Linked DNA regions of Homo sapiens: region 2 is linked to region 1. A link is an interaction called in ENCODE POLR2A ChIA-PET data of the cell type or tissue named here. Cell type or tissue: PC-9. All regions are shown on one strand. Each heading gives the region's core, and the rest is flanking DNA. Links, peaks and the distances in the headings are about the cores only. Region 1 has its middle 14 kb from the start of MMP19. Region 2 overlaps RAB5B (RAB5B, member RAS oncogene family).

Region 1 (4,392 bases), core at 307-4,306:
GACAGAGCGAGACTCCGTCTCAAAAAAAAAAAAAAAACAAACCTGGGCGAGGTGGCTCACGCCTGTAATCCCAGCACTTTGGGAGGCTGAGACTGGAGGATCACGAGGGCAGGAGATCAAGACCATCCTGGGCAAGCAACATGGTGAAACCCTGTCTCTACTAAAAATAAAAAAAAATTAGTCAGGTGTGGCAGCGGGTGCCAGTAATCTCAGCTACTTGGGCGGCTGACGCAGGAGAATTGCTTGAATACAGGAGGAGGAGGTTACAGTGAGCCGAGATCGCACCACTGCACTCCAGCCTGGGAGACAGAGCGAGATTCCGTCTCAAAAAAAAAAAAAAAAAATATCGGCCGGGTGTGGTGGTGGGCGCCTGTAATCCCAGCTACTCAGGAACCTGAGGCAGGAGAATCGCTTGAACCCGGGAGGCAGAGGCTGTAGAGAGCCAAGATTGTGCTACTGCATACTCCAGCCTGGGCAACAGAGCAAGACTCTGTCGCAAAAAAGAAAAAAAAAAAAAAGAAAGAAAAGAAAGTTTTTGGGATCCGCTCTTTAACTTGATGATGTGATTGGTATATTTCTATCTTTATTTTTATCTTTCTGAATGCTTAGAACACTTTTTTAAATTTTGAGACTAATCTTCAGTTTTGGAAAACTTCTTTTTTGAGACAGGGTCTTGCTCTGTCACACAGACTGGAGTGCAGTGGCACAAACACGGCTCACTGTACCCTTGACCTCCCAGGCTCAAGAGATTTTCCCACCTCAGCCTCCGGAATAGCTGGGACTACAGGTGCTCGCCACCACGCCTGGCTAATTCATTTTTATTTTTTGTAGAGATGGGGTCTTCCTGTGTTGCCCAGGCTGGTCTCAAACCCCTGGGTTCAAGTTCTTCCTGCCTTGGCCTCCCAAAGTGCTGGGACTACAGGCTTGAGCCTCTGTACCTGGCCTGGAAAGCATTTTCATATTATTTCCTTGGTAATTTCCTCCTTATTTCTCTCTCTGTTGTTCCTTTCTGATATTATATCTTCTCAACTGACATTTGAGTTTTCTATCCTTTTCACTCCTATTGTCACTCATTTAGTCTTTTTGTTCTACTTAGAGATTTCCCTGACTTTAGCTTCCAGCTTTTCCAATGGAATGTTTTTATATTGGTTATCATACTTTAAATTTCCATGACTTTTTTCTTGTTCTTTGAATTATAAAAAATAGCACCTTTTCACTTTGATAAGCCAAGGCAAGGAGTTTGAGAGCAGCCTGGCCAACATGGCAAAACCCCGTCTCTGCTAAAAATACAAAAATTAGCCAGGCATGGTGGTGCTCGCCTATAATCCCGACTACTCAGGAGGCTGAGGCAGGAGAATCACTTGAATCTGGGAGGCAGAGGTTGCAATGAGCCAAGATCGCGCCACTGCTCTCCAGCCTGGGCGACAGAGTGAGACTCTCAAAAAAAAAAAAGAAAGAAAAAAATAGCACCTTTCATTTCATGGCACTGATGTTTTCTCCTGTCCAAAAATATATATATTTAAAAAGCAATCTTTTTCTGTTGCTTATTCTGTTTCTCCAAGTCTTTTTTTTTTTTTTTTTCTTGTTTGTTCTGGTCTCAGTTTTCCATATTGGAAGTTTTCCTCAGATGTCTTGTGAACTGTGACTGTTCATTTATATGTAAGAGTGTGGAACTAAAAAACCTAGTTAGAAGCTCTGTGTGTTTCACAGTGACCTGCTGATGATGAGTTTCACTGTGGGGAAGCAGGCAGTGTGTTGGCTTTTTGTCAAGGGGCTACCCAAGTATCAGTGTTTGTGCTTTCCTCTGGAGCTATTCAGTCCTGCCAGAGAAGAATACTCCAGTTTTCTGTATGGTGGGCGAAATTCTGGATGCCAGTACACTGGCAGCGGGGAAGGACAAGGAGTCTCATTCTTCAGTATGGTAACTCTGATAGGCAGAAAGAGTGCCCCCACCTCCAGATATATATTTACTTCCTATTCCCCAGGACCTGTGACTATTACATTATTTGATGAAAGAGTTAAAAGTACCTTGCATATGGCTGGGTGCAGTGGTTCAGGCCTGTAATCCCAGCACTTTGGGAGGCTGAGGTGAGCGGATCACGACGTCAGGAGATCGAGACCATCCTGGTCAAACGGTGAAACCCCATCTCTACTAAAAATACAAAAAATTAGCTGAGTGTGGTGGCAGGTACCTGTAGTCCCAGCTACTCAGGAAGCTGAGGCAGGAGAATCCCTTGAACCTGGGAGGTGGAGGTTGCAGTGAGCCAAGATCACACCACTGCATTCCAGCCTGGTGACAGAGCAAGATGCCGTCTCAAAAAAAAAAACAAAAAAAAAAACACCAAAAAAAAACAACAACAAAAAAGTACCTTGTATAGCAAAAGATATGATTAAATTAAGGATTTTTAAGAAAAAGAAAAAAGATTTTTTATTCTGGATTATCCAGATGGGCCCTAAACACTATTACACACACCTTTATAAGACAGAGGCAGAGGGAGGTGAGATGGTTAGATGGAGACCCTCACAAAGGAGAAGATAATGTGAAGACGAAAGCAGAGATTGGAATAATGTGGACGTAAGCCAAAGAATACCTGGAGCCACCAGGGGCTGGAAATGGCAAGGAACAGATTTTCTCCAAGGCCTTTGCAGGGTGTGTGACCCTGCTGACACCTTGATTTCAGACTTCTGGCCTCCAGGACAGTGACGGAATACATAGCTGTTGTTTGAAAGCCAGCCAATTTATGGTATTTTGTTTTAGTAGCCATAGGAAAGGAATACAGTGACTTTCACTTAAATCTCTGCTTTCAGTCTGGTTTCATGCCCTGCTCTGCCTCCCCAGGATCAATTTCTCTGGAGAACAAACCTCACATCTGCTGGGAATTTGCCTGGGCCTGGTGAGAGAAACACAAGTATAGGGGCCTCAATAAATTTTATTTTTTCAGACAGATTCTTGCTGTGTCACCCAGGCTGGAGTGCAGTGGCATGATCTTGGCTCACTAAAACCTCCACCTCCCAGGTTCAAGCGATTCTTATGCCTCAGCCTCCCGAGTAGCTGGGATTACAGGCTTATCCCACCACACACACCTGTAATCTAATTTGTGTATTTTTAGTAGAGATGAGGTTTCACCATGTTGGCCAGGCTGGTCTTGAACTCCTGGCGTCAAGTGATCTGCTCGTCTTGGCCTCCCAAAGTGCTGGGATTACAAGCGCGAGCCACTGTGCCTGGTCCACAAACTTTTTTACTGCGGATCTTATATAAACTATATGTCTTATTTAAATTATCCCTTCCCCTGCCATCTGAGAGATTGATGCCTTCAATTTCTGATACTTCTGGAATAAAAGAGACAGGGTCGACCGTGCGCGGTGGTTCACGCCTGTAATCCCAGTACTTTGGGAGGTCAAGGCAGGTGGATTACTTGAGGTCAGGAGTTCGAGACCAGCCTGGCCAACATGGTGAAACCCCATCTCTACTAAAAATACAAAAAATTAGCTGGGTGTGGTGGCAGGTGCCTGTAATCCTACCTGCTCAGGAGGCTGGGCAGGAGAATCACTTGAACCTGGGAGGCAGAGGTTGCAGTGAGCCGACATCATGTCATTGCACTCCAGCCTGGGTGACAACAGCGAAACTCCATCTCAAAAAAAAGGAGACAGGGTCAGGGCATAAATTGGTTTGCTTCCTGTTTGTTTCACCTTCCATGGGCATTTAGGCTTCAACTCTCTCCAAACTATATGTTATCACTCCTCTATTTGATTTCCCTCTTCCAAAAATGTGTTGTCATCTCCCATGCATTGACTCTTCTCCTGTTCTCCTTGTCCTTGTGGGTTTATTCCTTTATTAACATTTTAGAGGACAGAGTGAACATAAATGCATGTAATTAATTAATTAATTTTTAAAATATATATATTTTTATTATACTTTAAGTTCTACAGTACATGTGCACAACATGCAGGTTTGTTACATATGTATACATGTGCCATGTTGGTGTGCTGCACCCATTAACTTGTCATTTACATTATGTATGTCTCCTAACGGAGTCTCGCTCTGTCGCCCAGGCTGGAGTGCAGTGGCGCGATCTCTGCTCACTGCAAGCTCCTCCTCCCGGGTTCACGCCATTCTCCTGCCTCAGGCTCCCAAGTAGCTGGGACTACAGACGCCCGCCACCACGCCTGGCTAATTTTTTTGTATTTTTAGTAGAGACGGGGTTTCACCGTGTTATCCAGGATGGTCTCGATCTCCTGACCTCGTGATCCGCCCGCCTCAGCCTCCCAAAGTGCCGGGATTACAGGCGTGAGCCACCGTGCCCGGCCTAATTAATTAATTTTTGAAACAGGATTTCACTCTGTCGCCCAGGCTGGAGTGCAGGGGTGTGACCACAGCTCACCATAGCCTTG
Region 2 (4,392 bases), core at 78-4,077, 130 kb before region 1:
AAAAATACAAAAATTAGCTGGGCGTGGTGGCGCGTGCCTGTAGTCCCAGCTACTTGGGAGGTTGAGGCAGGTGAACTGCTTGAACTTGTGAGGTGGAGGTTGCAGTGAGCTGAGATTGCACCACTGTACTCCAGCCTGGCGACAGAGCAACAGCGAGACTCAGTCTAAAAAAAAAAAAAAAAAATTAGCCGGGTGTGGTTGGTGGCCGGCATTTGTAATCCTACTCGGGAGGCTGAGGCAGAACTGCTTAAACCCGGGAGGCGGAGGTTGCAGTGAGCCGAGATCGTGCCACCACACTCCAGCCTGGGTAACAGAGCAAGACTCCACCTGGGGTGGGTAGGGGGGAGATCGGGGGCAGGGAAGAAGCCACAATATGAAAGTGGTACAGAGAAAGAAAAAGAGAAAAAACAGGCCTGGCAGAGCGGCCCATGCCTGTAATCCCAGGGGTTTGGGAGATAAAAGGGGAAGCCTTGCTTGAGGTGAGGAGTTTGAGACCAGCCTAGGCAACATAGCGAGACTGAGTCTCTAGAAAACATTTAAAAAAATTAGCTGGGCATGGTGGTATGTGCCTGTAATCCCAGCTACTCCAGAGGCTGTGGTGGGAGAATCACTGGAGCCCAGGAGTTGAAGGTTGTAGTGAGCTGATTACACCACTGCACTCCAGCCTGGGCGACAGAACAAGACGCTATCTCTGGAAAAAAAAAAAAAAAAAAAAGGAGACATAACTAAAGGGTAAAGAGGAAGTTAGCAAAAGAATGAGAGGTGAGAACTCAAGGTCCCAAAGTAGACTAGATTAATACAGAGGAACATGACAATTACTTTGATTCTACTGGGTATTCTGTAGTCCCCTTGGTCAGTCAGTCTTAAAAATTCAGATATACATGTACCATTTTATGATTAAGTTTTCAATGGCCTATGACGAAAGGATCAAAATAAAGATGATACAGCAAATTTTTCATAAAGCTAAATTTATTCAATTTAAATGAGTATCTTTAATTATAACATTTTAAAATTTATTTTCCATTTTTAGAGAGAGTCTCACTCTGGTGTTTGAGAGGTCAGGAGTTTGAGACCAGCCTGGCCAACATATAGTGAAACCCCGTCTCTACTAAAAAATACAAAAATTAGCTGGGTGTAGCGCCACATGCCTGTAGTCCCAGCTACTTGGGAAGCTGAGGCAGGAGAATCGCTTGAACCCAGAGGGCGGAGGTTGCAGTGAGCTGAGATTATGCCACTGTACTCCAGCCTGGGCAACAGAGCAAGACTCCGTCTCTCAAAATAAAAAATAAATAAAAGAGAAGACAGGTGACACCATAATAAAAAAAAAAGGACAGATGATAAGCTGATCAAGTTTCCTTCAGGTGACATATATATGCTATACTCTCAAGAAACAATAGAAAAAGTTACTGGTTTTTTCAACTTACTCCCTTACATTTTTATGTATTTCAAAGCATGTGATCCAAGGGGTAGAATATTAAGCCTCAATGTTACTACTCTACAATAAAGGAAAATGTGGGAGTTAGAATGGACTGAATTCTCATGGCTAAACATATCACTTGAGCTCTGGGGGAGTGTAAAGACAGGAAACAATTGCAGACACGCTTGAGTTGCAAAGTCTCTGTCACTAACTCTCAGAGATGGGAAGTCAAGCCAGAGCCCAGATGTGGTCAGCAAGCTTTCTTGCTACTAAGCAACCTTGGATTCTCAGAGATCAGTAACTACTGACTTAGAAAAGACTACCTCGTACCCTAATATGTAGCCTTAAGAGTATGTTCTGGCTGCACATCATGGTTCACGCCTGTAATACCAGCATTTTGGGAGGCCAAGGCAGGAGGATCACTTGAGCCCAGGAGTTTGAGACCAGCCTGGGCAACATAGTGAGATCCCACCTCTGAAAAAGAAAGAATATGTCCTGCCTTCCTCCCTGTTCACAGCAATTGTTGAGCCACCTCTAAGCTTTGATCTTTAATCTTATCATGTTTATAAGGGTATCATTTAAAAAATATAATAGCTAGACTCTCAAAAATTCTGTGGTACAGAAATGAAATAATACATATAAGATTCAATTATTTATTTTCTATTCTCATTTTTTCCCACAAAAATACTAATTTTTTTTTTTTTTTTTGGTAAACCAGTCAAGTGGTATGATGATTATTACCTTCAAACCCGAGACAAAAAAAAGGGAGATGGGGCAGGTTTCTCTTCCTTTCAACCTTTTTAGCTCAGAAGAGAAGAAATCAGATTTAACTTCCCTTAGAAGTGCAGCTCTGCCGGGTGCAGTGACTCATGCCTGAAATCCCAGCACTTTGGGAGGCTGAGGTGGGCGGATCACCTAAGGTCAGGAATTCAACACCAGTCTGGCGAACATGGTGAAACCCCGTCTCTATTAAAAACACAAAAATTAGCCAGGTGTGGTGGCTGACACCTGTAATCTCAGCTACTTGGGAGGCTGAAGCAGGAGAATTGCTTGAACCTGGGAGGCAGAGGCTGCAGTGGGTCGAGACTTTGCCACTGCACTCCAGCCTGGGTGACAGAGCAAGACTCCATCAAAAAAAAAAAAAAAGAAGTACGGCTCTACAAGAATGACTTATAAAATGACCCATTAACTAGGGAGGATTGAGGCCTGACCATGGGTTAGCCCACTAGATGCAGGAGACCCATGGAGGATGTTCTTTAATGTGGGCAACTCTCCCAAGCAGTGCAGCAAAGTAGGCATAACAGTAAAAGTGTCTTAGCAGTCCCAGCTAGAGTAAGACTCCATTCCTCAAGCCCCCTTCCACTTGTTAGCTTTGAGTCCCTAAACCAAATACATATGAAGTCTCCAGAAGTCTATCACCTATCAACAGAGACAGAGTTCTCGGTATATATAGCCACTGGAGTCCAACCCAGTACCAGTTGTCAGCCTTAAGGTCAGTCAGGCAGATCAGAGCCAGTCTAGAGGTCATTTAGTCCAGTCTCTATATTTTATAGGTGAGGAAACCGAGACACATACAATTAGTCAATTTGGGCTAGGCGTGGTGGCTTACACCTGTAATCCTAGCACTTTGGGAGGGCGAGATGGGCAGATCACCTGAGGTCAGGAGTTTGAGACCAGCCTGGCCAACGTGGTGAAAACCTGTCTCTACTAAAAATACAAAAATTAGCTGGGTGTGGTGGTGCGTGCCTGTAATCCCAGCTACTCAGGAGGCTGAGGCACGAGAATTGCTTGAACCTGGGAGGCAGAGGTAGCAGTGAGCCGAGATCACACGACTGCACTCCAGCCTGGACAACAGAGCGATTCCGTCTCAAAAATAAATAAATAGCCCCATCCCTTCCCCGGCTCCCCCGGTGTCCGCCATGGCCAAAGCCTACGACCACCTCTTCAAGTTGCTGCTGATCGGGGACTCGGGGGTGGGCAAGACTTGTCTGATCATTCGCTTTGCAGAGGACAACTTCAACAACACTTACATCTCCACCATCGGAATTGATTTCAAGATCCGCACTGTGGATATAGAGGGGAAGAAGATCAAACTACAAGTCTGGGACACAGCTGGCCAAGAGCGGTTCAAGACAATAACTACTGCCTACTACCGTGGAGCCATGGGCATTATCCTAGCATACGACATCACGGATGAGAAATCTTTCGAGAATATTCAGAACTGGATGAAAAGCATCATGGAGAATGCCTCAGCTGGGGTGGAGCACCTCTTGCTAGGGAACAAATGTGACATGGAGGCCAAGAGGAAGGTGCAGAAGGAGCAGGCCGATAAGTTGGCTCGAGAGCATGGAATCCGATTTTTCGAAACTAGTGCTAAATCCAGTATGAATGTGGATGAGGCTTTTAGTTCCCTGGCCCGGGACATCTTGCTCAAGTCAGGAGGCCGGAGATCAGGAAACGGCAACAAGCCTCCCAGTACTGACCTGAAAACTTGTGACATAAAGAACACCAACAAGTGCTCCCTGAGCTGAGGACCCTTTCTTGCCTCCCCACCCCGGAAGCTGAACCTGAGGGAGACAACAGCAGAGGGAGTGAGCAGGGGAGAAATAGCAGAGGGGCTTGGAGGGACACATAGGTAGATGGTAAAGAGAATGAGGAGAAAAAGGAGAAAAGGGAAAAGCAGAAAGGAAAAGAAGGAAAAGAGAGGAAGGGAGAAGGGAGAGGAATGAATTGAGGAAGTGAACGAAGGCAAGGAGGTAGGAAGAGAGGGAGGAGGAAAGGAAGGAGAGATGCCTCAGGCTTCAGACCTTACCTGGGTTTTCAGGGCAAACATAAATGTAAATACACTGATTTATTCTGTTACTAGATCAGGTTTTAGGGTCCTGCAAAGGGCTAGCTCGGCACTACACTAGGGAATTTGCTCCTGTTCTGTCACTTGTCATGGTCTTTCTTGGTATTAAAGGCCACCATTTGCA

Evidence for each region. Peaks named below come from ENCODE experiments on the same cell type or tissue, not always from the same donor. Only the 100,000 strongest peaks of a DNase experiment are listed, where the experiment ranks them.
Region 2: POLR2A ChIA-PET joins it to region 1 with 9 read pairs; 6 of 35 experiments call an interaction of 5 or more read pairs at or near these places.

Annotation. Positions count from the first base shown.
Region 1 is chr12:55,854,698-55,859,089 of GRCh38, reverse strand. No RefSeq gene overlaps it. Among named protein-coding and RNA genes, the nearest start is that of MMP19, 14 kb to the right of the region's middle. In PC-9, for the core only: no CTCF peak of the experiment used is centred there; no DNase peak of the experiment used is centred there.
Region 2 is chr12:55,979,978-55,984,369 of GRCh38, reverse strand. All of the region lies in intron 1 of RAB5B (RAB5B, member RAS oncogene family), which reads right to left. It also overlaps the pseudogene LOC100131294. Among named protein-coding and RNA genes, the nearest start is that of RAB5B, 8.1 kb to the right of the region's middle. In PC-9, for the core only: no CTCF peak of the experiment used is centred there; a DNase peak (open chromatin) is centred at 2,339; H3K27ac peaks cover 709 bases.